3 separate regions of the Homo sapiens genome follow, and regions 1 and 3 are each linked to region 2. Evidence: read pairs that join two places in POLR2A ChIA-PET (ENCODE). Cell type or tissue: MCF 10A. All regions are shown on one strand. Each heading gives the region's core, and the rest is flanking DNA. Links, peaks and the distances in the headings are about the cores only.

Region 1 (10,176 bases), core at 2,489-7,488, 130 kb before region 2:
AAGGCTGACTGAGGAGGCCCAAACCATGAGAATGCTTTCCTCCTCTTTCCACCTCTTTTCTTGCATCAGTTCAGTGATGCAAAAAATGCTTTCCTTGAGAGCGTGAGACACTCAGGCTCAGCGCCTCATCTAACCTGAAGCCAGCAGCAAGTCTGACAATTTGTCTGAACACCTCCCCTTGCCAGTTTTCCAGTGCACATGTCCAAGCCGAGGTGCGGCAGGTGCACTGCCATATGCCTCAGGAAATGAATCAAGACAGCGCTTTGGACGAGGCACTCTGACGGTGGTACTCACTCAGAGGGAGTGCTACTGCCCCCAGGGAAGCATTTTGAGAGTTTTGGCGAGGCAGTGATTTTACTTTCACAATGATTGGAAGTGTTGCTGGCATTTAATAGGTGGGTTCAGGGATGCTGGTCATCCTGCTATGCAGAGCACCGTCCTGTGCCTTTTTTTTTTTTTTTTTTTTTTTGGAGGCAGGGTCTCACTCTGTCACCCAGGCTGGAGTGCAGTGGCACAGTCTCAGCTCACTGCAGCCTCCACTGTCTGGGTTCAAGTGATTCTTGTGCCTCAGCCTCCCGAATAGCTGGGATTACAGGCATGTATCACCACACCCAACTAATTTTTTAATTTTTAGTAGAGATGGGGTTTCACCATGTTGGCCAGGCTGGTCTTGAACTCCTGACCTTAAGTGATCCGCCTGCCTCAGCCTCCCAAAGTGCTGGGATTACAGGCGTGAGCCACCATGCCTGACCCCATCCTGTGCTTTTTAATGTTCCACCACAAATTCATGTGGGTACAAAACCATTTGTAAGTGCCCGAACCTAGAGGTGAACTCCATTTTACATATAAACACAAATACTTTTATACATGGTGGTAAAATACACTAGTTTTCTAAGAATGCAAGTACTTTGTAAACCAATGGACTGTTTTATCTTCCAGTGAAAGTATCTCGACTTTTTGCTTATTTGATTTAGGTGCAATTTGAGAACTACAAACTTTTGCTTTTCATTTAAATTTTTCCTCCCTCAGCACAGATCCATGGGGAATAAGTCTGTGTAGTGGAAATACTTAATATACAACACATGTTGAATAATGTCTTGAATATATTTTATAAAGTGATATTTATGAAAGAGCAGTGATTAATTAATAGACCACATTTCTCAAAATGTTTTTTGCTTACAATTGCATTTCTCAAGCACGAAAGCTACGGATTTATCCTGCATTCTCTAGAAAATGCTTAAATGTTGTGTTTCTGTTACAATGGCAATCTAAAAGAAATTAAGCATGCTGGTTCTGATTACCCAGAGGATCATCTTCTGATGATTGCTGGCATGCAGTCTAGTGCCTGTGTTTGCAGTTGTTTACAATCATCTTGAAAACAGTAGCAGTAGTTGAATTGTTGTTGGCCAATGATAAAGTAACAGAAGGGAACTTAACCTTCAGCTATCTGGAAAATTAACTTATCTGAAATACCCATTTCTTTTAAAAGCACATAGATGAGACAGGCTTTACTTTAGTTCTTAGTCTAATTTGTTGTTGTGTTCTGACATGGAAGAAGAAAAATGGTGGATGTTACTTGGGTACCATTGGTTTAAACTTTGCCCACCTTGGATTAATCCTATTCCAGAATAACTGGGAACAGCACTTTAGTGAAGCTCAAGGGCAAATAATTTCTTGTGGAATTTTGCTCAGACACATATTTCATATACTTTCCTTTCCCTTTTTATGGTTTTGAAAGCAAAGTTCTCTCAATAAAACCAGTACTACCCTGTGCTGTGAGATCCTGGCAAACACATTTTCCTGACCCTCAAGCTCTAGCTCTAACATAATCTAAAACTCAGTTGCTCTAAAGGCATTCCATTAATACATTAGTGCTCTTTAAGAGAACTGTGATGCTACCTCTTTGTGTGAGCACGGATGCTTCAAACCAAGACACGCTTTTGCCTGCCAACTATTTTCCAAATATTGCCATGGAATTTAAGGCCCTATAAGACTGGGCCCTGTATTATTTGGGGTCAGACAGTAAATATTTGTGATTCTGGAGTTTGTTCCAGAATCCCAATTACCATTACTTAAATAAGATAAAAGCTTCTTCCTTTCCCATGTGTCTACAGGTAAGTGTCCGGGTGTGGGTGGGCAGCTTTGTCACCCTCTGCCTGTGGATGCCATATCTGGGTCCCAGGCAGCTGCGCTAGTTGTCACCATTTCCATCCCGGAGAAAGGGGAAAGAGGGAAGTCCTGGGGCAGTGCTTTCATAGCACATCACTTCAGCTCCAGGACCAGCACTCAGACCTAGTCATGTGGCCACACATTGCTGCAAGAGAGGCTGGGAATGGTAGCCTTCTGCTGGGCAGTCGCATGTCAAGATAAAATGAGGGATTTTCTCACTAAAAGGAAGAGGGACAAATGAATACTAGAGAACAATTAGCAGTCTCTGCTTTTAGCCATGTCTCCTTTTACTTTTCCTACATTCCAGCTGCACAAAGTATGTTACCCGACATGTGCTTTGTTTCCGAGCTTTCGTGCTCACCCGCCTTTGCCTGGGACATATTTTTTCTCTCCTCCATTTGTTGAAATACTCCTCATCCTTCAAGGCACAGGTAACAGACCATTTTCTCCATGATGTCTTTCCAAATTATCAGTCATCCCTCTCTCTCTCTCTCTGCCCCTCTTCTGGTTCCGTTGACATTGGATAAATCGATGGTATATGCCTACAGTACACCTTATAAAATGTTGTTGACTTGTAAATATGATGAATTTTGTTCTTCTTCTGTGACTATGTCTTATTCATGGTTATGTTTTATTCTTCATGATAGCTTGGACGTTTCTTGGAGCGTGACTCAAATTTTTGATACTTTGAGTTTGAATCCCAGCTCTGCCACTTAGAAGCTGAGTGACTTTGGCCAAGTCACTTAGCTTGCTAAAATTTGCTAAACTTAATTTTTTCTCTTTCCTCTGGTTAAAAAATAGGTGAATAAAATTACCTGCCTGAGGATTAAATACAATACTTCATGTGAAGGCCTTAGCATAGTGCCTGGCATGTAGTATGTGCTCAATAAATAGGAACTGGTATTACTGTTTTTTTCTTGCTGTCACTTTCTAGTGTTAAAAGACTCTCTTATATTCTGTGTGTTGGGAGTCATTAAATAAATCATTGTCCTGAAATGAGATATTTATGGTACATTTGCTATATTATTTGCTATCTTATGTATTATATTAGTCTATAATACATAAGATTTGCACAGCTCTTGGCCAAGTCATTTGGTCTCACTCCACATTATTATGTAGGTGTTACTGCTCTCGTGAAATCATATGGGACAAAGTGTAAGGGGACCCTGGGTTGCCTGAGATGCTGTAGGTTGTCTCAGGAACATCTGCCTGGAGCACAGCTCTTTGGAACCCATGCCCAGTGCTCTTTCCACCTTTTACCCTGATGTCTGGTATTTTACACTGCCAAGGTTATGTTATTTTTGTGAAACATAAGGGAATTTTTCTGCAGGATTAGGAATGAAACATTACAGCAGTTGAAAAGGAGTAGGCTGTTTTACTTTCTTTAAAATACGGTTTCCCGAAGGAGACAAGTGGGGATGGCAGCAGGGCAGGCAGAACCCTCACAAGCATCTGGATGTCTGCCTCCCCCAGTCACAGAGACCTTGCCCTCCCTCTGCCAGCTACTTAGGCTGCTGGGCCTACCGGAGTGCGACGTCTTCTAGCACGTACAGGTGTCCCGTGTGTGGATGACAGTTCCTGTGACAGCAGGTCTTAAAGGTGGACCATCAAGATCAGCAACATGAAAAACCAGGCACAGAAGTTGAAGCCCACAATTTCTGGGAATTAAAAACTCGGTTTAACAAAACAACACAAAGATAAGTAAAGTCTATAAATTGGGCTTTACACATCCAAGTGAAACTGATTTCAAAGCCAGAGGCCCTCTGTATCCTGAAAGCTCCACAGAGGAGGTGTAAGTTCAGAAGCTGCACTTGTTGGATTGAAGGGAGAGGACATCAGTCGGCTGCGAGCTGCACCTGCCACTGGTGCTCCCAAGAGCCAGGTACCCATGAGCCTCAGATGAGAAGAAAGCATTTTTCTCTTACCTGCTCACAGCCCCTTCTGCATGTAGTAGGCAGAGGGCCAAGGTGCAGTGACCAGCTGGGGTGGCCACCCCTGCTCTTGGCAGGACTGTCATGTGGGAAACCATGCTGAGGCTCCCACTGCACAGACCCCTGGGAGTGACCTGCACAAACCAGAATCACAAACAAGCATCTGGTCTTAGTACAACCTGCAGGAAGGTAGAGCTTCATCCCAGAAGAAAAGCCATCCGTGGTCCATAAACAACTGGTGCATCTCGGCCTTAAGTCATCATTAGTGCTCCCAGCCAGCGGGCATCTCAGGACAGAAGCAGCCCATTATTTTGCCTCATTAGACTATTGGCCCAAGTCACCCAAAATGAAACACATCTGGGAATATAGTTATTGAGGAATGTGGAGATTTGATGAAGAATACAAGAAACTTTATTGCGGGATATAAAATAAGATTTGAATAAAGGGAGACATGTCATGAATGGAGAGACTCAAAATTCATCTCAACGCGCTCAAGAAAGAGTTGAGATAAAATCAGAGAACTTGGCTACTGATCATTGCAGGTGGGAAAATCAGGGCACCTTTGGACGCTTGGGACCCAGCATCCCTCGGGGGAGGCCAGTCCCCCAGGTCTGTTTTGTGACCCTTGGCTGCACATTCTCCCAGATAGGAGCTACAAACCAGGGCCCTGCGTCAGACCCTTGGGGATGGGGGAGGTCTAGAAAAACCCACGGAGGAAGAATAATGGTACCAGAGGGAACTTTAACTCCTAGAATCAGGGACCGGGAAAACCTGAAGTTCAGGAAAGCTGCTAATGAAGTGAGATGGAAGCCACGTGCCTTGCCAGGAGCTTACTAACGTAATGTGGCACCCGCCAGCCTATTCTGCAGACATAATGGAAGAGAGTGTTTCCACTGCTCATTCCACAGGCAAGCCACAGATCCTGGCCACTCCTTGCCTTGGAGGCAGTACAGACACATTCATAGGGTTTGGCTCCTTTCCCTTGAGTTCTGCACCTTAAACTAAAGAAGTCAGTCACGCGAGGCTGGCTTGCTGGAACCGGCTAGAAAATGCAGCCCTGCCTGCCGCAGGGATCTCCTCCGGTATGGCCACACATATGAGTTCTGGCAATGCCCATTAGTGATATGGCCGATAGTTTCTTCTGTCTTGCTTCCAGGAACCTTTTCTTGGTTTGAAGCCACCGAACCAGAAGAGAGAATTTTTACCACTTTGAGGACTTCTTGTGACGAATCCAATGGGAATTCCATAATATTCAGAAACAAAACATTTTGAGGGCCAACAAATTATTAAGCCCTTTGCTAGGTCTTAGAGATACAAAGATAAAGAAGACTGGAGTTTTCTTTTTATTATCTACCAGACTGAAGGCCACTGCCTGGGGACTTGATCTAAGAGAAGAAATATCAGGAGACCTGGGTTTGGCTCCTGGCTCTGCCAGGTGATCATGGAGCAGTCACGTATTATCCCTGAGCTTCCGTTTCCTCATCTACTTAATTAGTGATGGGTCTACAGGGCCTTGCTGGGGTCCACTTCTGACATTCTGTGTTGGTGAGTATGGAAAAATTGTGAGTAACTGAAAGACTTTTGTTTCTGTATTCTCAGAAAAGCGTGGACACCTGATTTTTTTCCTTTTATTCTTTTTGTTTTTCTTTTTTGAGACTATCGTAAAACTGCAGCCATTTATTATTTATTTATTTATTTATTTATTTATTTATTTATTTATTTTTTGAGATGGAGTCTTGCTCTGTCACCCAGGCTGGAGTGCCACGGTGTGGTCTCAGCTCAGTGCAACCTCCATCTCCCGGGTTCAAGCGATTCTCCTGCTTCAGCATCCTGAGTAGCTGGGGCTGGAGGCACTCACCACCACACCCCACTAATTTTTGTATTTTTAGTAGAGATGGGGTTTCGCCATGTTGGCCAGGCTGGTCTCGAACTCCTGACTTCAGGTGATCCGCCCACCTGGGCCTCCCAAAGTGCTGGGATTACAGGCGTGAGCCACTGTGCCTTGCCTGTTCTTTTATTTTTATTTGCTATTATTATGTAATAGCTGATATATGCAAAATAATGTGAGTATCACACAGTTAAGGGATGAGGCATAGTAATAACAGGAAGAACACCTGTGAGTCGTCCTTAAACTAGAACATGATCAATATCATTGCTGTAGCTGGTGGGCTCCTTTCCTATGCCATCCCCTGCAAGTCCCTAGAAGTAACCAGCTTTCCGAATTTTATTTCTATAAAGCCCTGGTTAAAATAATAATTTAGCACATATGTAGATAACCTTAAGAAACATATTATTTGATTGTGTCCACTTTATCAGAATGGTATTATGCTACATGCAGTCTTCTTTTCATTTGCTTTTTTTCCACTCAGTATTTTGTTTCTAAGATTCATCCATGTTGCATGTAGTTCATTATTTTCACTACTGTCTCTAGCATTTTATTGTGTGAGTAGTTATAAATAATTGTTTATTCTTTCTCTGAACACTTTGGACACTTGGGTTGTTTCTGGTTGTTATTTTGATATTGCTGTGAACATTCCCATACGTAAATCACATGCAAGAATTTCTCTAGGGTTATACTTAGAAGTACAACCACATGAATTTGTGCACGTGTGCGAGGGTTTCTCTAGGGTAGGATTGCTAGGCTATAAGGTATATGAATATATTTAACTTATTTTTTCTGAGGGGTTATACCAATTTAGACTCCTGCCAAGAGTGAATAAAGATTCCAGTTGAATCATACTCTTTCCAAGTTCTTTTTCTTTTTTTTTTTGTTTTTTTTGAGACAGGGTGTGGCTCTATCGCCCAGGCTGGAGCACAGTGGCATGATCTCAGCTCACTGCAACCTCTGTGCGGGCATTTGTTCTGCAGACCCTCACCCAACAACGGATGAGTAATGTACACTGACACAGATACTCTGCCTGTCAGTCCAGCTAAGGGTCTGGGCCCCTCACAGACACCAAGGAAGGTTCTGTAAAGAGTAGCAGCCATGGCTCCATTCAGTCAGCGAAGCTCACATTTATTCAGTATAGATTAGATGACAAAGGTCTTGAGTAAAAACCACTAGAGGGTAATTGACATTGCTGACCTCCTGAGTAGAGAGCAATCATGCATCTGTGGTTGACCAAATGTTGGTCTTAGGACCACATGAATAAACAAGCTATTTAGATAAACTACTCTACATTCCTATGTATCCATGCCCTGAGCTTTTAAGAGAATTCTGCCTTCAGCCAAACACTTTATGCAGACCTCCAGGCCTTCCAAGAGGGTTTGCGTTTATTTCCCATAATTTTACAATTTCTCCCACCATCCTGACTGAACCCCCACACCTCTGCATCCCAGGTTCAAGCCATCCTCCCACCTCAGTCTCCCAAGTAGCTGGGACTACAGGTGTGCACCACCACACCCAACTAGTTTTTTGTATTTTTTGTAGAAATGTGGTTTCGTCATATTGCCCAGGCTGGTGTCGAATTCATGAGCTCAAAGCGATCTACTTGCCTTGACCTCACAAAGTGCTGAGATTACAGGCCTGAGCCACTGCGCCCAGCCCAAGTTTTTGACAATATCAGCCTTATTAATTTGTGCCAATCCAGTGGGTAAAAAGTAAAGTCCCACTGGTATCTTAGTGTCTCTGCGATTACTAATGAGGTTGTGTATTCTTTTATATATTTATGGGCTATTCATATTTTCTGCTCTGTGAACTGTGTATTTATTAACTTATTTATTGAACTTTGAAAAGATTTTAAAAAATACATCATCTTTATGTAGATTATATTGGTTATATATATTGCAAATATCTTCTCCTACATTGTTGCTTTTCTGATCACTTTCTTCATGGGGTCTACTGTTAAACAGAAGTTCTTAATTTGAATGTAGCCAAATTTATTATTTTTCTTTCATAGTTTTGTGTTTTCTTTAAGAAACCTTCACCTCTCTGATGTTCTAAAGATATTCTCCCATGTTGCCTTCAAAAGTTTTAGAGTTTTGCCTTGTGTATTTAAATCTTAAATCTGCTAGCATTTGATTCTTCTGCATGGTGCAAAGCAGGGATTAGTCACAGTATTTTCCCCCCCATGTAGGTAACCAGTGGCCTTGCACTATTTATTGAAGAGTTCATTGTTTCCTTGTCATCCGCAGTGCCTTCTCTTCCATCCTCAAGTACCCACCCTTCTCTCTTTCTCTCTGTCTCTGTTTCTCTAGTCTGTTCCATTGGGCAATTTGTCTATTTCTGTGCCAGTACAGCACTGTCTTTGTTATTTTAGCTTTGGAATAAGTCTTGATATTCCTTTTCAGGAGTGCTTTATTTACTCTTAGGTCTTTGTTCCTCCATATAATTTGAGAACTAGGCCGGGTGCAGTGGCTCACACCTGTAATCCCAGCACTTTGGGAGGCTCTGGTGGGAGAACTGGTTGAGCCCAGGAGCTCGAGACCAGCCTGGGCAATGTGGCAAGATAGACATAGACACGTCGTTATAAGACCATGTGTAAATATAACAAACATGAAACACTGGGGGAAGTTAGGGAAAGTATTAGATAAGGTAACATGTATGAAGATCCTCAATGAACAAAGATTCTGTATTCTGGCTTCAGATGTAAAAACCCTGTCTGTCCCATTTTGTCAAACCCCTTAGGGCCGAAAGTAACTACCAAGGGTACCCTCATTGAAACCCAAGGGGGGTTCAGTGATTCCACAGTTGGATCAGTTTGCCCTGGACCTATAAATCTAAACCAGCGTGCCCATCTATTTTTCTTTTGTATTCAAACATGGACATCAGCTCACAGCATCTCTTCTAGTATTCTGTTCACCTACATCCAGAATGTTTTGTAGATCTGTGTTGTCTTTCTCTGATAGACCTAATTAGAATCTCCTCAGTTTTTCATGAAGCCAATTCTACCAATTTTGCAAGCTCAATTTTCAATAGCTTTGCCTTCATGGTTTTATTCAATTCTGTACCAAATGTTTTGGGTCATACTTCAATAATGAATGAGTGCCTGTTATGGTGCTAGACACTTCATGGTGTGTGTTTTGGTGCTAGACGCTTTTAGAGAATACAGAGTCAAGGCATTTTGAGTTAGGTTGGCCTGGGTTCAAGTCTTGACTCTGCCGTATAAGCTGGGTGACTTTGGGTCAACCATTTAGTATTTTTTAAATAATTTTTATTTTTATTTCAATAGTTGGGGTACAGTTTTTGGTTACATGGATAAGTTCTTTAGTGGTGATTTCTGAGATTTTGATGCACCTGTCACCCAAGGAGTGTACGCTGTACTCAATATGTAGTCTTTTATCCCTCACGCCCCTACCACCCTTCCCCCAGAATCCCCAAAGTCCATTATATTGTTCTTATGCCTTTGCATCCTCATAGTGTAACTCCCACTTATGAGAATATATTATATTTGGTTTTCCATTCCTGAGTTACTTCACTTAGAATAATGACCTCCAGCTCCTTCCAAGTTGCTGCAAAAGGCATTATTTTGTTCCTTTTTATGGCTGAGTAGTATTCCATGTTGTATATATACCACATTTTCTTTAACCACTTGTTGATTGATGGGCACTTAGGTTGGTTCCATATCTTTGCAATTGTGAATTGTGCTGCCATAAACACATATGTGCATGTGTCTTTTTCATATAATGACTTCTTTTCCTTTGGGTAGATACCCAGTAGTGGGATTGCTAGATCGAATGGTACTTCTACTTTTAGTTCTTTAAGGAATCTCCATACTGTTTTCCGTAGTGGTTGTGGTAATTTACATTGCCACTAGCAGTGTAAAAGTGTTCCCTTTACACCACATTCATGCCAACATCTGTTGTTTTTCGACTTCTTAATTATGGACATTCTTGCAGGAGTAAGGTGATGTTGAACATTTTTTTTTCATATGTTTGTTGGCTGTTCATGTATATTTTTTGAGAATTGCCTATTCATGTTCTTTGCCCACTTTTTGATGGGATTATTTGTTTTTTTCTTGCTGATTTGTTTGAGTTCCTTATAGATTCCGGATATTTGTCCTTCACTGGATGCATAGTTTGCGACTATTTTCTCCCAGTCTATGGGTTGTCTGTTTAGTCTTTTGATTATGTGCTT
Region 2 (10,176 bases), core at 2,420-7,419:
AGAAGTGAATAGTAGTGATTTTTAACCGTGGTTGCAGGATGAAATTGGAAAAGTAACACAAAATCTTCCTATATTACTTAGAAGGAAATTTGGAAACACTTAGAATTAGTCTGTGTATTGAAAACATGATTTAAGTGTGATATTTAGAGGAAACTGTCAATTAAAAAAAATTTTTAAATTATGGTAAAATACATATAACATAAAGTTTGCCACGTTAACCATTTTACAAATGTGCAGTTTTTAAACCAAGTGCACAATCGGTAGTGTTAAGTGCATTCATGTTGTTGTCCAACCAGTCTCCAGAACTCTTTCCATCTTGCAAAGGTGGAACTCTGCATCCATTAAACGGCAACTTTCCGTTACCTCCTCTCCCAGCCCCTGGCAAACAGTATTCTACTTCCCATGTCTATGAATATGAGTGCCTCAGAGAAGTGGAAAAAAGTATTTGTCTTTTTGTCACTGGCTTATTTCACTTAGTATAATATTCTCAAGTGGGACCTGCCAATTTTCATTACAAAATTATTTTTTAATTTGTAAAGAAAAACTGGCAATTAGTAAAAACCATAAGACTGGACATTGTCTCATGCTCACAGCTTCACAGGCAAATGCACTCATTCAAACCAGTAAAAGTGAAAACCTCCATCCACAAGACCCACCAGGAGGTCTCATAAGGCTCTATTAAACCTGCAAACTCACAAGACTGCCAAGGCCCACTCTAGACAGCAGTTGACCCAGAAGATTCATAGGCCAGGAGGCAGAGCATGTCAGTAGGGCACATCCAGACTTCCTCTTCTGCGGGACCTCGCAGCAGACCACAAAGCCATCCACACAGTGGGCAGAAGCTATTCTCTTTGGCCCCCATGTGGACTGAGTTGTGAAGAAATGAGACTCACATCAGTGGGGTGTGGAGGCCACACTATATGAGAGGCCCTGTATTTCACAGCAGCTAATATCTCTTGGAGGAACTCCATGGCCATAACTTTCATGGTCTTCTCAAGGTCATGCCAGTTACAAGGGTCACTGCACTTAGGGAAACTCGAAAATATGGCTTCTTCTCTGGTATTTATAGTTGTCCCAATCCAGATAGGATTTACCAATCAGGGCCCACTTGTACTTTCCTTTATCAGGTTTCCATGGGAACAGAGCTAGGAAGTTAGCCAAAAATCAAATGCTCATGCAAAACTGGAAAGGGTTTCGTTAATCCTTTATTCACTGCCCTTCACATGGTTAGATTACAAAGTCTGACAAAGCATCCAGTTAAATAGAAAGGAGTCAGAATGACAAACTGATATGAAGAACTAAATTACACAATGGCATTTGTCATCTCTTATTTGTTACAGCTGCTTTGGTGTTCAAAATGGATGCGACTTTGCACAATGCCTGGTTACTTCTGGGGAAAATTTTCCATTTCAAAGCTTCATAAGAGAATAAATTATATTTGGGGGGTGGATTTAAATACAATTGGAAGAGGGTTTCTCTCTAAAGTAATTTCTATAGAAAATAGTGAACAGAGATTAAGAGAGCAAGGAAAAACAAATCTGGGCTCCAGAAGGAAGCCAGTTAAGAAAGTTGACTGCCAGAGGGCTGGTAATTCAAGAACAAGATGAGAGATATGGTTTGGCGGAGCCCCTTTCTTTATCCCTCACCTCTTTGGTTCTCCCTGCACCTTCTGCTGAAGTTTGGGATTCTGTAACTAGAGATAAATCTGTTCATTCCACAATGACATGTAAAACTTAATGTACAAATACCTTAAGAGAGAATTATTACAAAGTCTAAGAACGCAGAATCACAAAATGTTTAAGTAGAAAGAAGTCACAGAGCTCACCTAGCAAGCTCTTTATCTTGTAATGAAGAAACTGGGTCTCAAAGAAGGTAAGCAGCATTCCCCAAGTCACACGGACTGGTAGTAATGGAGCTATGGTTAGAACCTCAGATGCTTGACACACAGCCGATCCAATATTATATTTTTTTCCTAAGAGGGGAAAGAGGAAGCATGTGGAAAGGGAAGAGAGGAGTGCTGACTTGGGAAGAAGGCAGCAGGGCAAGAAGAGGGAAGGCACAAAGGCATTTCTTCCTGGCAGTGGCTGCTCCCTTGTTGCAGGTTAGCTTCCCTTTTTGATGCAAGGCGAGGACTCCACATGGGTAGGAAAGGGCATGGGGCCAGTAATTTGTTAACTCTGATCTTGCTAAAAAGGAGTCTCTTTTTAATCTTCAAAAGAGAAAGTAATTTGCTCTTTAATCATTCTTCAGGGGCTTTGGAACTGCACATAGAAAAACTATGACTTCCTCAGGATACAAAATCAATGTGCAAAAATCCCAAGCATTCCTATACACCAGCAATAGACAAGCAGAGAGCCAAATCATGAGTGAATCTCATTCACAATTGCTACAAAGATAATAAAATACCTAGGAATACAACTTACAAGGGATGTGAAGGACCTCTTCAAGGAGAACTATAAACCACTGTTCAAGGGAATAAGAGAGGACATAAACAAATGGAAAAACATTCCATGCTCATGGATAGGAAGAATCAATATCATGAAAATGGCCAAAGTAATTTATAGATTCAATGCTATTCTCATCAAGCTACCAGTGACTTTCTTTACAGAATTAGAAAAAACTACTTTAAATTTCATATGGAACCAAAAAGGAGCCTGTATAGCCAAGACAGTTCTAAGCAAAAAGATTAAAGATGGAGGCATCATGCTACCTGACTTCAAACTATACTACAAGGCTACAGTAACCAAAACAGCATGGTACTGATACCAAAACAGATATATAGACCAATAGAACAGAACAGAGACCTCAGAAATAACACCACACATCTACAACCATCTGCTATTCAACAAACTTGACAAAAACAAGCAGTGGGGAAAGGACTCCCTATTTAATAAACGGTGCTGGGAAAACTGGCTAGCCATATGCAGAAAACAGAAACTGGACCCCCTCCTTATACAAAAATTAACTCAAGATGGATTAAAGTCTTAAATGTAAAACCCAAAACCATAAAAGCCCTAGAGGAAAACCAAGGCAATACCACTTAGGACATAGGCATGGGCAAAGACTTCATGACTAAAACACCAAAAGCAATTGCAACAAAAGCCAAAATTGACAAATGGGATCTAATCAAACTAAAGAGCTTCTGCACAGCAAAAGAAACTATCATCAGAATGAACAGGCAACCTACAGAATGGGGGAAAATGTTTGCAATCTATCCATCTGACAAAGAGCTAATATCCAGAATCCACAAGGAACTTAAACAAATTTACAAGAAAAAAACAACCCCATCAAAAAGTGGGCAAAGGATATGAACAGACACTTCTCAAAAGAAGACATTTATGTGGCCAACAAACATATGAAAAAAAGCTCATCATCACTGGTCATTAGAGAAATGCAAATCAAAACCACAATGAGACACCATCTCACGTTAGTTAGAATGGTGATTATTAAAAAGTCAGGAAACAACAGATGCTGGCGAGGCTGTGGAGAAATAGGAACGCTTTTACACTGTTGGTGGGAGTGTAAATTAGTTCTGTTGTGGAAGACAGTGTGGCAATTCCTTAAGGATCTAAAATCAGAAATACCATTTGACCCAGCAATCCCATTAATGGGTATATACCCAAAGGATTATAAATCATTCTACTATAATGACACAAGGACATGTATGTTTGTTGCAGCACTATTTACAATAGCAAAGACTTGGAACCGACCCAAATAGCCATCAATGATAGACTGCATAAAGAAAATGTGCCATATATACATCATGGAATACTATGCAGCCATAAAAAAGAATTCGTGTTCTTTGCAGGGACATGGATGAAACCGGAAGCCATCATTCTCAGCAAACTACCACAGGAACAGAAAACCAAACACTTCATGTTCTCACTTATAAGTTGGAGTTGAACAATGAGAACACATGGACACAGGGAGGGGAACATCACACACTGGGGCCAGTCGGGAAGTGGGGGCCAAGGGAAGGGAGAGCATTAGAAAAAATACCTAATGCATGCGGGGCTTAAAACCTAGATGACAGGTAGATAGGTGCAGCAAACCACCACGGCACATGTTTACCTACGTAACAAACCTGCATTTTCTGCACATGTATCCCAGAACTTAAAGTAAAAGACAGAAAAGAAAAGAAAAGAAAAACTGTGACTTCCCAGCACAGAGAAGCCCTGGGTTAGGACCTTCACTCACCTGTCCCCACCCACTGGTCTTTTGTAAGGTCAGCATTTGTAGGTGAAATGGCCTGGGTGTATTGTCCTTATACCTCTTTCTCTTTGATTGAAGACAGGAATCACCCTCTATATTATCCATTAAAGATAAATTAAGACGTTTCTGGATCTTCATTTACGATAGAGAGACCATGGTGAGGAGAAATGTGAAAGATTTTTGCAAAGCCACTGTCAGACTGGGAGTAATGAAGAGATGAAGAAGAGGGCCATGAGAAGTAGCCAGTTCTTGAGAGAGGGAAGGGCCAATTTGAGAGATGGAAGAGGAAAGTTTGGCCTGGCCCAAAGAAGATCCTATGTGAACAGAGAAGCCAGGTGTCCTGTTGGACTGAGCTCAAGAACAGGATCTGAAGAGGGCCAGTGAAAGGACCTCGCTTCTCTAGCTGAAGGAACTGAGAGCAAGAACTGCAATCCCTACTTGAGGAAAGGCTCTGGGAACGAGAAATCAGAGGAGACACACTGTGCCAGGAAGGGCTCGAATAGGGGAAACCATCAGCCCAGCTGAGCACGGCCGACCCTCCACTTGCAACCTGCACAAGTCAGAATTGAGTTCCTGCCCAGAGGAGCCTCACACACCAGTGAAGGCCCACTAGACAGGGGGTATTCTTCTTTGTAACCCCACTCTCTGGAGGTACTAAGCATAGAGTAAGTTATTCAATGTGGCTGAACAAATATAGCCTATGCAGAATGCCGCTAATGCCTCAATATTTTCTCCAGTTTTTCCAGGGCATTCTTAATTTGAGACTCATGGCCAATCAATAAACCCTGATTTTTGGTTCAGAAAATGTGCTTTCTCTAGACACTTGAAGAGTTGGGGAAAGTTATAACCATGAGGAGGAAGCATGGGGTCTCTGGAGGTGACAGTCCTCCAGAAAAGGAGTTCTTGAAAAGAACAGGGATCTCTTGCTCTTGTGTGTGTGTGCACTTGCATCCCCCAGGTCCTCTCTGAGGACCCAGTTAGGTTTTTTTTTTTTTGGTTGGTGACATCTGGCAGCGTTCAGCCTCTCCTCCCAGCTAATGCTCAAGAAAAGCTAAGCTGACCCTGTGTCACTAAATTGTCACCAGCTGTGTCTAACTTTAAAAATCTGTGATTAATATGAGAGCTGAATGTTGCTTATTAACCAAACACAGCTTATTAATCATTCACAGGTATGTGGTAATGCTTCCAAAGACATGCCCTGGCAGCTAAGAATGTACGGGCTTTTACAAAGAGATCAACAATAGAACAGGAGAAATTCTACCAGATGCAAAAAGAAAAGGGCAAGGGAGAATATAAACGTTTGCCTAATTCACTGATCTGCTTAAACTGCCTTTTAATGCTTAGAAAATAGAAAGGATGGCACGATCCTTTGATGAAAGGAGGCTGTTTATGTCAGAAGAAGTCCAGACCTCTCACAGTGACGAGGGGAGAATAAAAAAGCTGCAACATCAGGCGGGTAGTCCCAGTTTCCTCCCTCAGTTCCGTGCCAACAACCTAAGGGTGCTCGTCTGGCAGGGTCTGTCCTTTTTCACGTCTTTGGAGCTCATCAGTTTTTGGGTTCAGCTCTCTGGAGGTGGTGTCCTCTCTAAAATCTAGAATGTAGGCACCACCTGGGACCCCTTCTGCCAAAGGAGATACAAGCAGAGCTGGAGGTCAACAAACCATGGTGCTCCCACCCTCTTCAATCTTACTTCAGGAAGTGACTGTGGAGACCAAAGGCAGGCTCCTTGGTGGCCCTATCCAAGCTGAGCTGGGAGTGAACATCTGCTGGAATCCCTTGGTAGAAGGCTGGGGGTGCTGTACCAAGAGATTGTCTTTTCAGAAATGTGGTGAGCAATTATGCAAGATTCGAGAGCTCAGCAGAGGAAAAGGGGCTCCTAGCTGGGAAGGAAGAAGGACCCCAGAGCTTTGAAACACACATTTACATGCATAGACACATGCACACACACACCCCCATGTATTCATACCGTGTGTGTATGAATGTACAGATGATCCCTCACTCATGATTTGACTTAACAATTTCTTGACTTTATGATGGCACAAAGGCAATATGTATTTGTAGAAACCATACTTCAACGAACAACACAACCATTCGATTTTCACTTTCGGTATGGTAGCCAATAAATTACATAAGATGATTTTGCTCAACTGTAGGCTAATCTAAGTGTTCTGAGCATGTTTAAGGTAGGCGAGGCTAAGCTATGATGTTCAGTAGGTCAGGTGTATGAAGTGCATTTTTGACATACGGTATTTTCAACTTATGATGGGCTTATAGGAACAAAATCCCATTATCAGTTGAGGAGCATCTGTTTGTGGAGAAATAATCACAATCCTGGAACAACTCATCTGACCAAATTTTCTAATGTTTTATATCTCAGATTACAGTAGAAACATGATTATTGTAGAAAAAAATCAGGAAATACAGAAAAATATAAAGAAAAAAATAATCCCATCACAGAAAGAAACATTAAACATTTTGCATCTGGCACTCTGGTCTTTGAACTTGGCAGATTTAGTGCTCTTTATTTTGTTTTTCAATATTGGAATCACACTCAATATACTGTTTTATTTACGTTGACAATGCACTGCTAACCTACTTTAAGTTATGAACATATCGTGGACATTTCCCCACATTTCCACGATTTTTATTGTTGGTATAATATTCATGTTAGGATGTGCCCAACCAGATACTTTAACTGCAATCAAGATAAACCCATTTACTCAGAATCTTGGCTCACAGCGTAAGTAAAAATGACTGGATCTCTAGTTGGGCCCTATAATGCGAAAAGTCTCACTACACCAGGACGGTATGTTACTGGAGAATGGAGCAGGCGCAGAACAGGGCAGCCTGCTTTCTGTCTCTCCTGTGTTTCTGGGAAGAGAAGCTATTTTCTCCCCTCCTCCTCTGCTGTGATTAGATTTATTTTCTAATCTCTCTCTGTTCATTTGTGGTTTATTGTTTGCCAGAAGTCCCCATGTCTGTTGTTTTGTCATTCTGAAGCGGCTTCGTTGTCTGGGGTAAATACCCAGGGTTCGTTACCTGGCGCCAAGAAAATTTAGGACAGGGACACAAAGGAGGCCTTTAGGAGCGCAGGTTTAATAGGCAGAAGAAAGAGAAAGGAGAACAGCTTTCTCTCTAGCGAGAGAGCGGGGCTTCTGAAAGGGAAAGACTTGCTGGGGCGGAATTCTCCAAATTTTTAGGCAGGTTTGAAGAGGCGGTGTCTGATTTACATAGGGCCCACAGATCAGTTCGATTAGGTGTGATGTTTACATAGCAGGAGGAAGGCTGGCTACCTCACCCTCATCTTACTATGCAAAAGAGCTTTCCACTTGACCCGCGCCATGTTGTCTGTTCCTTAATGTACACGTGGCTGGCACTGAGAAAAGGAAGATGGGCTGGGCGCGGTGGCTCACACCTGTAATCTCAGCACTTTGGGAGGCCGAAGCAGGCGGATCACGAGGTCAGGAGTTCAAGACCAGCCTGACCAACATGGTGAAGCCCCGTCTCTACTAAAATACAAAATTAACTGGGCACGGTGGTGCATTCCTGTAATCCCAGCTACTTGGGAGGCTGAGGCAGGAGAATCGCTTGAACCTGGGAGGTGGAGGTTGCAATGAGCCTCCACCATGCCATTGCACTCCAGCCTGGGCGACAGAGCGAGACTCCGTCTCAAACAACAGCAACAACAACAAAAACAAACTAACTAACCAAAAAAAAAAAAAAAAAAAAAAAAAAAAGGAAGAGAAGATGGAACCGCCATTTTGAACATGCCTAGTCCCAGGTAGTATTCCTCTGCTGGCATCTATGTCTGTAGCTTGATTTCACAGGCTGCTCTTTGTTAGAAAGGAAAAGTATTTGGGGCTGGTTTTCATTAAAAGGAAAACCTTACCGAGGACTTCTGTACCCTCACTATCTGCCGAAGTAATTTATTTTTAACTTGTGTATTCTCTGAGTGGTTCAGAGAATCTTAATAAAAGAGGAGGAGGTAGGGTGACCCTCAGCACTTAGGAAAATACGGACACCTCATTCTGGAGTGCCTGAAGTCAGCCTGCAGGAACTCCCTGTGTCTGAGAGGCAGCCCTCGCTCTTCCTGAGCTAGTGGCAGAGGAAAGCGGCTGGAACAGCAGGGTCCTGTAGTGTGGGTGGGAGCTTTAACTCACGCTCCTTCCTATCTGTTCCCACTTAAAACCATCTGGGCTGTGAGGAGGTAATTTTCTAGCCCTTCAACTTGTGTGACCACACACATTCTTTAAAGAGATGTTTACTAGCTTCACAGGATTAAAAACAAATTCTCCTTTAAAAAGTTCAAAACAAACAAACAAAAAAAAAACCTCTCAGTTTTCTCTGTGTTCCCTCTTCTGACTCTCCATAAGAAAGGTATTTGTGGCCTCTCTGAACCATGACTCAGATTTTCACTTGAGTTTTGACTTTTCTCTTTTCCCTACAACTTCCTGTTGCTGCTGTGAAATGCTGTTGCCTGAGAGGGCTTTTCTTTTTTCCCCTGATTTAACTCCAAGGTGATTTATGGGTCCCTGTCTCGATCTATGTCTCAGTAGAGATGAGGGGAAAAAGAGACGGCCAAGACCTTCACGGCCTCCTCATTCTCCTGACCTTAGAGTCCAGCTCACACAGAGGCTGGCTAGGAGTGGAAGTGCCACTTCTCCATGAGGGCGGTCCCCATTCCTGACAGTGCCAACTGAGGATTGTACATATTTTAGGCAGAAAAGCACAGGACCTTTGTTTTTTAGAATTCCACTCTGATTTTTCTTCTTATTTTTTCCCTGTGCTAGTGACCCAGGAATAAAGCTAGGGAAAGAGAAAATGTGATCATTCCGGCCTGGGGAAGGTGAAAGGACAGGATAGCAACAAATAACAGAGAATGATGCATAACAGCATATTGATAGTCTTCACAGTTTGCAGAGCATTTTCATATCCATTATCTCATTAGCTCCTCACAGCCGCCTGCGGGGAAATGCACCACAGGCATTGTGCTTATCCTGGTCTGCAGACTAGGAGCTGCAGGTCTGCGATGGATGCTGTGAGATGTCACCCAGACCCCTCGTCAGGGCGGAGAAACTCACTCCCCAGCTGTCCAGTGCCCACTGCAAACAGCCACAATTGAGTCCCTCACTGGGAATTCCCCCGCTGAAGGAAGCTGCCTTTGCCAAGGTTATCTCCCTCCCTGGGCCCTGCCTTGATTCCAGGCAACTCTACGGGGCCATCCCAGCTCCAGAACACCCTGTAGGATCAGCTGAGAACCCTAGGATCAGCTGAGAACCTTGTAGCAGCTGCATCAGAGGTCAGCTTCTCTCTCTGCCCAATTTTCCTTTCCTCCCTCTCTCCCTCCGGGGGTTGCTCTTGAGAGCTCTCCCTGTTAAACTTCTTGCATGCAAGTCCCCATCTGAAAGTCTTCCAGGGAACCTCACTGTATTGGCCCATTCAGGCTGCCATAACAAAGTACAACAGACTGGTGGCTTAAACGATATAAATTCATTGTCTCACAATTCTGGAGGCCAGAAGTCAGAGATCACAATGTGCTCTGGGACTCTCTTCTTGAGTTGCAGATGGCTGTTTTCTTTGTGTCTTCACGTGGTCTTTGCTCTGTGCACATCTGTGTTTTCAATCTTCTTATAAGGATACCAGTCATATTAGATTACAGCCCTCTCTAACAACCTCATTTTAACTTAATTACCTCTTTAAAGACTCCATATCCAAATACAATTATGTTCTGAGGTACCCGGGGTTCGAGGTATGAGTTTTGGGTGGCCACAATTTAGTTCATGATACCTACCTAACACAATGTTGAAGAGATTGAGTGACATGCCCCAAATAAAGCAGTGTCCCCTTATTTAACAACTTATAAAATATCTTACAGCCCTGTGGTTCTCCCTGATCTTCTGCCACTTATACCTTATGTAATGGAATGGGAAGGTATCACTGCCAGGAAATCAAGAATTAGGATC
Region 3 (10,176 bases), core at 2,615-7,614, 77 kb before region 2:
TTGGCTAGACCTTGTTGCCTCTCATCACCGAAGCTATTCCCAAGTACCACAGGCCCCTCTGGGAAATTAATGATGGTTGGAGAGGAAGCCAGCTCCACAGTCAAGCTGGGGGCATTTGAAGAGCCCAAGGTGAGGAAATAAGGGAGCGTATGAATTAAAGAAGCAGAGTTTTTGCTTGGGTTCTGATCTCTGAGGCAGTATGTGGCTCAGATAAAAACTCTGTGGAGCTATTTCCTATGCTGGATGGAGTTCTCTCTCACAATAGGAAAGCTTTAAGTACTGAATGTAAAGTTCTCTATCAGCTATCTGGTGAATCTCTCCTATGCACAGTGTTGTAATATATCCAGGTGAGAGGTGGAGCCCAAGGAGTGTCATACAGGCTGGTTATTCGTTTCCAGAAAAAACAGGTAAGAATATTTTTGTTTAAGATGAAAATCAATGAAAGGCCTTTCTTAAGGGTTATGGACTGAATATTTGTATCTCCCCCTCCCCAAGCTTATATGTTGAAGCCCTAATCCCCAGTGTGAGGGTATTTGGAGATGAAATTTATTGGGAGGTAATTAGGGTTAGATTAGGGCATGAAATTAGGGTCCTCATGATGGGATGAATGGCTTTATAAGAAGAGGAAGAGAGAGAGGAAAAGGCCATATGGGACTTAATGAGAAGGCAGCTGTCTGAAGCCAGGAGGAGAGACTTCACCAGAACCTGACCATGCTGGCACCCTCATCTTGTGTCCAGCCTCCAGAACTATGAAAAAATCAGCTTCTGTTGTTTAAGTCCCCAGTCTGTGGTATTTTGTCATGGCATGCAAGCTGACTAGACATTAAGTATCCACCTTTGCTCATGCTGGCCTGGGCTGTACTGAGAACATCTATCTTTTCATTGACTTTATCTGTCCCCAAATGGAATATTCCTTCCCTATGATTGTGGCTTCTCCAGTGGGGATCAGATGGCCAGTCTAGTAGCAGGTAGGGTGGCATCACAGGAAACTGACATTTTGTAGGTCAAAAGTTATAAAAAAAAAAAAAAGCCATTGAAAATTGCTGCCATTTGGCCTATAAAGTGGCTTTTCCATGCAGTTGTAACATACCTGGTATTGTGTATCTAGGTGTTGTGGGTGCCAAAAATGTAAGAAGCACTTTTGTCTGCAGAAGATTTATATTATACCAGGATTCAGCAAACTATGACCCATGGGCCAAGTCTGACCCATCACTGGTATTCGTAGTCTTCCTGGAACACAGCCACACCCACTTGTTTACTTATTGTCTATGGCTGTCTTCATGCTACACCACCAGAGCTGAGTAGCTGAGCAAAGACTGCACCACCCACAAAACTTAAACTATTTACCATGTGACTGGTTAGAGAAAAAGTTTTCTGAGCCCTGCATTACACAGTGTAAGTGTAATGCAAGTGTAATGCAAGTAAGACTCAATGATCACGCATAAACACTGCCATTTTTCTTATTGCAATTTCACACATCTCCTACCTTACCTTTCTTACCTTTCATCACTATTTTTTTCACTCCTCTACTTGTTTGAATTTCCAAAGTCTCTCCTTTCCCCACTCTTCATGATTCCTGCTTGTTTCTGGCCCCCATTCCTTTCTACTCTCTTCTGTTTGCTTTTCCTTCTTCTCTTGATTGGCTTCTGCTCTCCCATCCTTGCCCATCTCTTCCCACCTCTTCATTCTCTTCTTCTTCCACTTTGTTCCTTCCTCTTTTCCTCTGTGCCTCCTCCATGGAACTGGTTGGATTCTTTGACTTAGGATGGATGGATTGACTCACCTTCTCACCATTCACGGCGGCCTTTCTGGCCCACACACAATCTTGTGTAGATTTTCCTCTTTAGATCTTATGTTTCTCTGAGGCAGGACTGATATTTAACTGGTAAGGAAGGTAGCCTTGTAAGAATCGATGTTTATTTAGACTGTCTGCTCTGATTGGTCAGTGTTGAATTTTTTGCAAATCATTCTTGCCATCAGATCATCTGTCTCAACCAGCCAGACAGCTCAAAATTTAGAAATGTTGCCCAGATATCTTTCTCTTAGAGACTCTATGAATTCCTGTTTGTGGGCTCAGCCTCTGGGGTTTTAATGAGGCTCTTGTTGTTTTTATATCATTGTGAGGCAGTGTCTAGAATTCAGAAATTAAGTCCATTCAAAATTAGGATGGGTGTGTGTGCTGGGTGGTGCCTTTCTTCCCACAAAGCAATGTGTTTTGAATCTAAGATATTCTGTGGTCAAATGCTTCTCAGAAGCATGTACCAGTGGCTGCTAAAGACTTTCTTATGCAATACTGCTGAAAAATACACCAAAAAACTGGGTAGTGTGGAGTCATTTCTAAGCAATTATCAGTGATACACCAAGCCTTGTCACACCACTCATCATTGATGCCAGACTGACAAAAGACCTTAAATTTCAGGGTTATTAACCATCACCCCAACCCATGATTGAATTGAGAGGAAATAGCCCCAGCACACAGCAGCCACAGACTTTGCTTGGCTTTGAAGAATGTTGCCTAGAATATATTTTAGTGACAAAGACTTGGCTGCATTTACCAATTTTTTCTTTTCTTTTTTTCTTTTTTTTAAGAGACAAGGTCTTCCCATGTTGCCCAGGCTGGACTCAAACTCTTAGGCTCCAGGGATCCTCCCACCTTGGCCTCCCAAGTAGCTGGCTGGGACTACAGGCACATGTCACCATGACTGACTTTGTCTAAAATTTGAATTTATTCACCCTAATTACTTTTCTTTCTCTTTAAAATGTTCTTGTTAAAGCTGTGCTCCCTTTTTTCCATGGTGAGTATGGCAATTCTGATTTCTGTATATTTTTAAAACTTGTGGACAAACCACTTCATCATTGTATCTAACAATAAAAGTCATAGGCCGGGTGCGGTGTCTCACGCCTGTAATCCCAGCACTTTGGGAGGCCGAGGCAGGCGGATCACGAGATCAGGAGATCGAGACCATCCTGGCTAACATGGTGAAACCCCATCTCTACTAAAAATACAAAAAATTGGCCGGGTGTGGTGGCGGGCACCAGTAGTCCCAGCTACTCAGGAGGCTGAGGCAGGAGAATGGCGTGAACCCAGGAGGCGGAGCTTGCAGTGAGCCAAGATCGTGCCACTACACTCCAGCCTGGGTGACAGAGCGAGACTCCACCTCAAAATAAAATAAAATAAAAATAAAAGTCATAAACTTGCTATGGAAAAAACAGAAGGAGATTTAGCCAAACAATGTGTAATAGACATTTGTTGGTTGATGCTGTAGCTTCTGTTATTTTCTTCCTAGCAGCCCTCATTGGAGTTTGGGAATCCATTTGGCTCTATGGAATCTGATTCTACCTGGGGCTCCAGGGGTGGAACATGTGACCCAGACCAGCACATTTGGCTCCCCAGCCATGTGGTTGGCCATGGGTGGACATATGACCAAGCAAATCCAATTAGAGTGAATCCCAGGACTTTTGCTTGGAATTCTAGAACAAAAACCTTCTTTCTTTCCTGCTGGATGTAAATGAGAAAGCACACAGCTCAGGGACCTCTTGGTGAACATCTTGGAACTATGAACAATATTGGGCAGAGATTAGACAAAAGGAAACTAGGTGCTCAGTGAAAATGTTGAGCTGTTGGACCATGCCTCAACTGAAACCTCTGGACTTTACACTTGTAAGAGCCAATAAATTCCTTTACTTATTCAAGTCAAATTGGGTTGGGTTCTCCATCACTCGCAATCAAAAGATTTCTAGCTTAGGCACAGGACCATTGAATAATGATCATAGGCATAGAAACAAGAGACCAAAGACTGGGTACTAGTGTCTGCTCCATGCCAACTAACTAAGACCTTCAACGGGTCTTTATCCTCTCCTCTGTGGGCCTCAGTCTCTAATATACAGAAAGGAAGTATAAAATTGGGCTTGGTGCCTTCTGAGATGTTTTAGATTTAAGAATCTCTGAGTTCAACCCTCATCTTGATCCATTGCAAACCAGCTCTCCGTTTGCCATTTCTGTCAATGGCCCATCACACTCCCAGCCTCTGGATAGAAACTTCGAAGTTGTCACTGTATCCAACTCCAACTCCATCTCTCCTCACCAACTCCAACTCCAACTCCTCTCTCCTCATTATCTCCTATATCTGCTCCGTTACCAAGGCTTGTCAGTTCTTCTTTCTAAATATCCCTTTTAATCTTTCCCTCCTTCCCATTCTTGTGAACATTATTCATGTCCAGGCCTTCATCCACTTGCTACATCTCCCTACAGTTCCTAATCCCTTGAATCCATCTTCCTCATTCCTGCCAAATTAATATCTTCAAACAGACTTTTAAAAATTACAGGAGCCCCACGATGGAAAAATAAAGTCTATACTGCTCAGGAGGCCTTCTGTGTGCTCCATTCATTGCAGCCATCCTGGCTTTTTAACATGGGTTACTTTTATAGCCTTGATTGAAACACAGAAAGAGGACTGTTTTTGTTTGTTTGTTTGTTTTTGAGGGTATTTGGAAAGGACTTTTTCAGGAAGTACTGGAGGCTTATATAGTAAATCTGTTGTTGCTGGGCCCAAGTTGTAAGGGAATACATGTTGGTGAATGAAGCATGGCAGCCTCAGAGCTAACAACCTAGGGCCCCATGAGCACTGCATCTTCTACAAACTCCCTCAGATGAGTGTGCCCTGGAAAGTGTGTGGCACTTTTAGGTGTTAAATACACTTAATAAAGCAAGATATATCTTATATGTGGTTGACTGTGAAACGATGGGCATTTTAAACATTTGTGACTTTAACATAACCAAAACAGATATTGGTTAATGTCTAACTGCTATTCTTTTTAAAGCGTATATTAATGTATCAAGTATATATTTTACTAGGACACTCTGTAGTAGGTAGCCATGAAAAAAGTGACTGTTGACTTATTATCTTCTTGGAGTTATTGCTGGATTAAGAGGAGACATTCTCTGTTTTTTTTCTTTTCTTATTTTTAATAACAGAAACTCTGGCCCATGAAGGCCTGTGTGCTCTGAGAGAATGTGCTGAGCCGGCCTTGTTTTTCTCCTGTTTCCCGTGACAGGGCGCTCCTCCCCACAGGACTTGCCAAGTCCTCATGCACGTTGAGTCAACATTTTGGATATGAGCTCATTACATGGGAAAAAGAGTTTAAACACCAGCTCAACATGCAAGTGTACTATGGGCTCTTTCCTGTCAATGTTTCAGTTCAAATTTCCTGAAGCTTGGAAAATTGCATGTATTCGTACAATATCTCAGCATTCTCCCTCTGGCCTGAAGTGAGGCAGTTGGCTTCCTGCTGTAGACTAAACAAATGAATAAAAGATTCATGCCATGTATATAGTGTATCTACAGCTTTAGGCATTGTCTATTTTACTGACTGCCTTGTGGGTGTACTTATGTGTACAATGGCCCATTGTGCTAATCCAGTGGTCAGAATAAGAATTAACATTCTTGAAAACCACTTCAGCTGGTCAATTTTGATTTCAGCTAGCAATCAAGTCAATTTGAACATCTAAAAGAACTAGATATAGTTATTTTCTTTATATTCATGGGGGAAGGAGGGGATCTAGAAGTGAATTAAGCTTCTTTGAGGAATTAGGGTCAGGAAAAAACAGGTAAGAGATGAGAAGAAGATAAGAATGACCCTAAAACTTAAAGTATAATTAAAAAAAAAAAAAAAGAATGACTTGGGAAGAGAGATTGGGAGATAAATGGTGAATGGGGGTAAAGATGGAACTTAATCTTCACTTCATTGTCATGTCACAGACCAGACATTAGTACCCACTGAGTACTCCCTTATTCTTCTCTCTGGGGGAATATTTAGCCCAGAATGTCGTGAGTACCCCAGGCAGATGTTCATTATCTAATTGGTGCTTGAATAACTGAATTTGACTTTTTGTGTGTGTTGCCCTAACCTGAATCCCTTAGACACTGATAGTAGAACTGTGGAGAAGTATCCCTGGAGATGACCCACAATCTCAAGAAGGCTGAAGAGGAGAGGAAGAGAATGGATAAATCGAAACAAGTGTTTAGATGATCAAGGCCTTATAAGCCATAGTAAGTTTAACAGTAAATAATACATAGAGGGAAATTTCTTCCTCTGAGTCATATGTGTTTATCAGTTTTCTATAGATGTTGATTGCTTTTGCCATATATAAAATTTTATGCTTTTATGAGACTTTTCTTAAAAATATCTCTTGGTCGGCTGGGCACGGTGGCTCATGCCTGTAATCCCAGCACTTTGGGAGGCCAAAGCAGGTGGATCATGAAGTCAGGAGATCGAGATCATCCTGCCTAACACGGTGAAACACCCCATCTCTACTAAAAATACAAAAAAATTAGCCAGGCGTGGTGGTGGGCGCCTGTAGTCCCAGCTACTCAGGAGACTGAGGCAGGAGAATGGCGTGAACCCAGGAGGTAGAGCTTATAGTGAGCTGAGATCGCGCCACTGCACTCCAGCCTGGCAACAGAGCGAGACTATCTCAAAAAAAAAAAAAAAAAAAAAAAAAAACCTCTTGGTCAAAGTTGAACAAGTAATGAGTTGAATTTGGGGGGTAAAGAGTGGTTACCCTTCAGAAGGCAGATGTGAACTCAGTAAAATGTAGATTCACAGGTGAAGAGTTTCTGAACATGTGGGACTCCTGGATTATAGTATATGTCTTTCTTTTTCTCTTTACTTCCTCTTTCAACTTTCCAGTTTTCAATTGAGAAAAAAGCTTATCTTTTTGTGTGTGTGTGACTCTGAAGCAATGTTTACCACCAAGGGTAGAGGCAAGAGGTACACTGTCTTCTAAATAACTTGGGATTTTCCCAGATAACCCAAGGTGTGGGGCTCTTTGGGACCCTACCTGGCTGACGCCTTTTTGGATGCCTGCTGATGGGTTGAGTTTCTTCCTAGGTGATGGGGCATGCCTGGCATGGAAGGGACTTTAAATTCCCTGATGGTTATGCCCAGTGTGGTAGGAGAGAATTAGAATCCATGTCCTGATAGAAGAGACTTTCTACACTGAACTTCCCACCCCCTCAGATCTTGTCTTTCTTCCAAATCACATTTGTAATATCCCTACACACCTCAGAGGCATTTATCTTTTTATCCAGCCCTACGTCATCTTGCTAGATAGACATTTGCTCTTTTTTTCCCTCCTCTCCAAAAAGGAAAGGAGAAACAAACAGCCACTATTAGATGAACAGACCTCTTTCTGTCTTGTTTTATGGTTTTGTAAATCATAGTAAAACCTCACTTATTCAGATTTACAGGTTGAAGGGCAGTTCAGGTTCATGAATAATCTCAAACATTGAAAATTATAAAAATAATGTATTGTTAAAACTGGTATGTATATATAATGGCATGAACTAGTGGCTGAGAAAGTGGCCTCACTACTCCCAGGTCAAGGTTCTTGCAGGCTTGCTCTAATGAATTGAGAAACGCCATTTGTATTTAGTGTGTTTCTTGTTGGTTTGCAAATATTTACTGCTAAGATGTTTGAAAACAGCTTATCCTCTTGAGTAGTATCCAATTCATGATTTTTATCCAATTCATGATTAACACATTATTCAGGACTGGATGAATCAGACCTTAGCCTGGATTTCCTATGGGAAGTTGCTAAAACTCCACGGAGGAATACTCAGGAGAAGGAGCAAAGCTGAGTCAAGCCACTCAACAAATGTTTGTTGAGTCTTTCCCTTTGTGCCCAAAGAGGACTGGATGTGGTAAACTGGGGTAACATAAGTATAGCAGCTAAAAGCAAAACCAACCAAACAAAAAATACCCACACATTTTACAAATCACACTTTGGCCACAAGCACCTCTTCACCCCACACATCTCTTAGCCAAATGGCCAAGAAAAAGTAAAGTAAAATGATTTGAGTTTTACTTCCTCTCTCTTATTCTGTCCAAATGCTGGGGATCAGAGGATAGACAAGAGGAGGGAGTGAGAAGAGAAACAAAATTTGAATAACCACAGAAACAATTGGCTTTTGGGTGAATTCTAAAGCAGACCACAGGAAAAGGAAACCATTAAAATATTTTTGTTTTATCCCTCTTTCTCTCTCTCTGTGTGTGAACCTTAATTTGAATCTCACTTTTTTCAAATACCATCTAGTTTCTCTTGGCATGCATCTCCCTGCTCATAATTCCCTCCACATCTTGAATGAACTTCATGTTCACCTCTTTGAACATTATTTTCATTTGAAGTTCAATGCTTTTCTCTCGACTTGGCTAAAATTGCTACTGCTCATGAATTTATGTCCTATACTCCAGCTTCCAATTTTTTGCCAGGCTGTGAGAAGTCAGTTATAACTTACAGATTCTGAACTACAGTCTTCCCTACCGTCTTACTTCTCTTTCTCATAGTTCAAGTTTTGGTCTATTCCTCTTACCCACTCTCTCTCTGGGCACACTGATACGGTTTGGCTGTGTCCCCACCCAAATCTCATCTTGAATTGTAGCTCCCTTAATTTCCACGTGTTGTGGGAGGGACCTGGTGGGAGATAGGTGAATCATGGGGACAGTTTTCCCATACTGTTCTCATGGTAGTGAATAAGTCTCATGAGATCTGATGGTTTTATAAGGCAAAACCCCTTTCACTTGGCTCTTATTCTGTCTTCTCAGCCGCCATGTAAGACGTGCCATTCACCTTCCACCATGATTGTGAGGCTTCCCCTGCCATGTGGAACTGTGAGTCCATTAAACCTCTTTTTCTTTATAAATTACCCAGTTTCAGGTATGTCTTTATCGGCAGCATGAAAATGGACTAGTTATACACGAAGGCTTTTTATTGACTGTCCCTCTCTGAAAAGTACTCTGACCCAAAGGTGCCCCTATGCTCATCCAAAACCAGTGAAGTGAGAGAAATGAAGGTAAAGCGTCATTCAATATGGTACCATTTTTAGATGAGGACATGAGATCCTGACTTATCCATAGAAAGTCAGTGTCATGCCAAACCAAACAGAGACTGTGGCTGCTGTAAATAGCTTTCCGCGTAAAGGAACTGTGGACAGAGAAAAATAAAGAAGGTAAACTCTTTATACCACCCTTCTCTCCTATCTCCTTGCTACTGCTCTTCCCTGCTGGTCAGGGTCTCTGGGGGTTTTGATGGGCACAACTGTCATTTCTGCTGTTGAGAATACAACACAAGAAGCAGCCCCCTTTGTTAATTTTGGTATCAGGATCAAGAATATTTTCCCGATGAATTCCTGTTTTCCTAGGAATTGCTTGAGAGCTGGGAGGCTGTGGTGGTGTCAACCAGTGATTCAATGAGATGCTAGGGCCCCAATCTCTAACAGCTTCTCTTAAAATCACTCACAGCAGGCTGTGTGTGGTTCTCGGGCCTGTAATCCCAGTGCTTTGGGAGGTCAAGTTGGGAGGACCGTTTGAGGCCAGGAGTTCAAGACCAACCTGGGGAACACAGTGAGACCCCCATCCCTACAAAAAATTTAAAAATCAGCAACATGTGGTTGTGCACCTGGAGCCCCAGCTACTTGGGAGGCTGAGGTGGGAGGGTCACTTGAGCCCAGGAATTCGAGGCTGCAGTGAGCTATGATCACCATTGCACTCCAGCCTGGGTGACAGATTGAGACCCTGTCTCTAAAAATAAAATAAAACATCACTCACAGCAAGCATGTAGCAAAGCATGTGGTTAACATTACCATATAAACATACACATGTAATAATTGGGAAAGCATGTGATTAAAATTATCATATAAGCCTACATTTTAAAAAGAATTGGCAAGGTATGTGTTTAAACTGCATCGCGCCATCATTTGTAGAAGGAAGATGCTAAGAAAGTGCTGTACTTTGGCACTGGGAAAATGCATTGTTTGAAAGGGGGAGATATTCTAGATTTGATTTTACTAAGTTTGTTTAAGAAACTGTCTACATGGATTTGTATTGGTGGTTTTGGCTGAGGGGCCGCTGGCAGATCATATCCACCACCTAAACACAGCTTCAGTGGAGTGGCTGGTTACCTCCTTGTGCTCCTCTCTCATTGCCTTCTCAAGCCCCTCTTAGTTAACCATTCCCAGGCTCCCACTGATTGCCGGTGAGGTGCACAGGTGGATGCATCAGAACTGTGGGACTCAGAACTCAGAGCAGAGAAGGATTCTGGGATCTGTGGAGTCTGAAAACTCAGGAGTCGGCCTTCATCTTTGCTCCTGCTGCTGCTACTAGCTGACATTTATTTGA

Evidence for each region. ChIA-PET counts read pairs that join two places held together with the same protein. Peaks named below come from ENCODE experiments on the same cell type or tissue, not always from the same donor. Only the 100,000 strongest peaks of a DNase experiment are listed, where the experiment ranks them.
Region 1: POLR2A ChIA-PET joins it to region 2 with 5 read pairs; 3 of 35 experiments call an interaction of 5 or more read pairs at or near these places.
Region 3: POLR2A ChIA-PET joins it to region 2 with 8 read pairs; 1 of 35 experiments calls an interaction of 5 or more read pairs at or near these places.

The regions. Positions count from the first base shown.
Region 1 is chr2:38,234,527-38,244,702 of GRCh38, reverse strand. LOC102723739 (a long non-coding RNA gene) reads left to right here and starts at 5,113. Exons shown (of 4, transcript XR_007086289.1): 1 at 5,113-5,645. In MCF 10A, for the core only: no CTCF peak of the experiment used is centred there; a DNase peak (open chromatin) is centred at 5,072.
Region 2 is chr2:38,105,157-38,115,332 of GRCh38, reverse strand. LOC107985871 (a long non-coding RNA gene) reads left to right here. Exons shown (of 4, transcript XR_007086290.1): 4 at 2,251-5,017. Among named protein-coding and RNA genes, the nearest start is that of CYP1B1-AS1, 21 kb to the left of the region's middle. RefSeq lists enhancers at 6,959-7,698, 7,699-8,438. In MCF 10A, for the core only: no CTCF peak of the experiment used is centred there; a DNase peak (open chromatin) is centred at 5,422.
Region 3 is chr2:38,182,824-38,192,999 of GRCh38, reverse strand. It overlaps LOC102723739 (a long non-coding RNA gene), which reads left to right. Exons shown (of 4, transcript XR_007086289.1): 3 at 1-6,050; 4 at 8,605-8,692. Among named protein-coding and RNA genes, the nearest start is that of CYP1B1-AS1, 57 kb to the right of the region's middle. In MCF 10A, for the core only: no CTCF peak of the experiment used is centred there; a DNase peak (open chromatin) is centred at 5,069.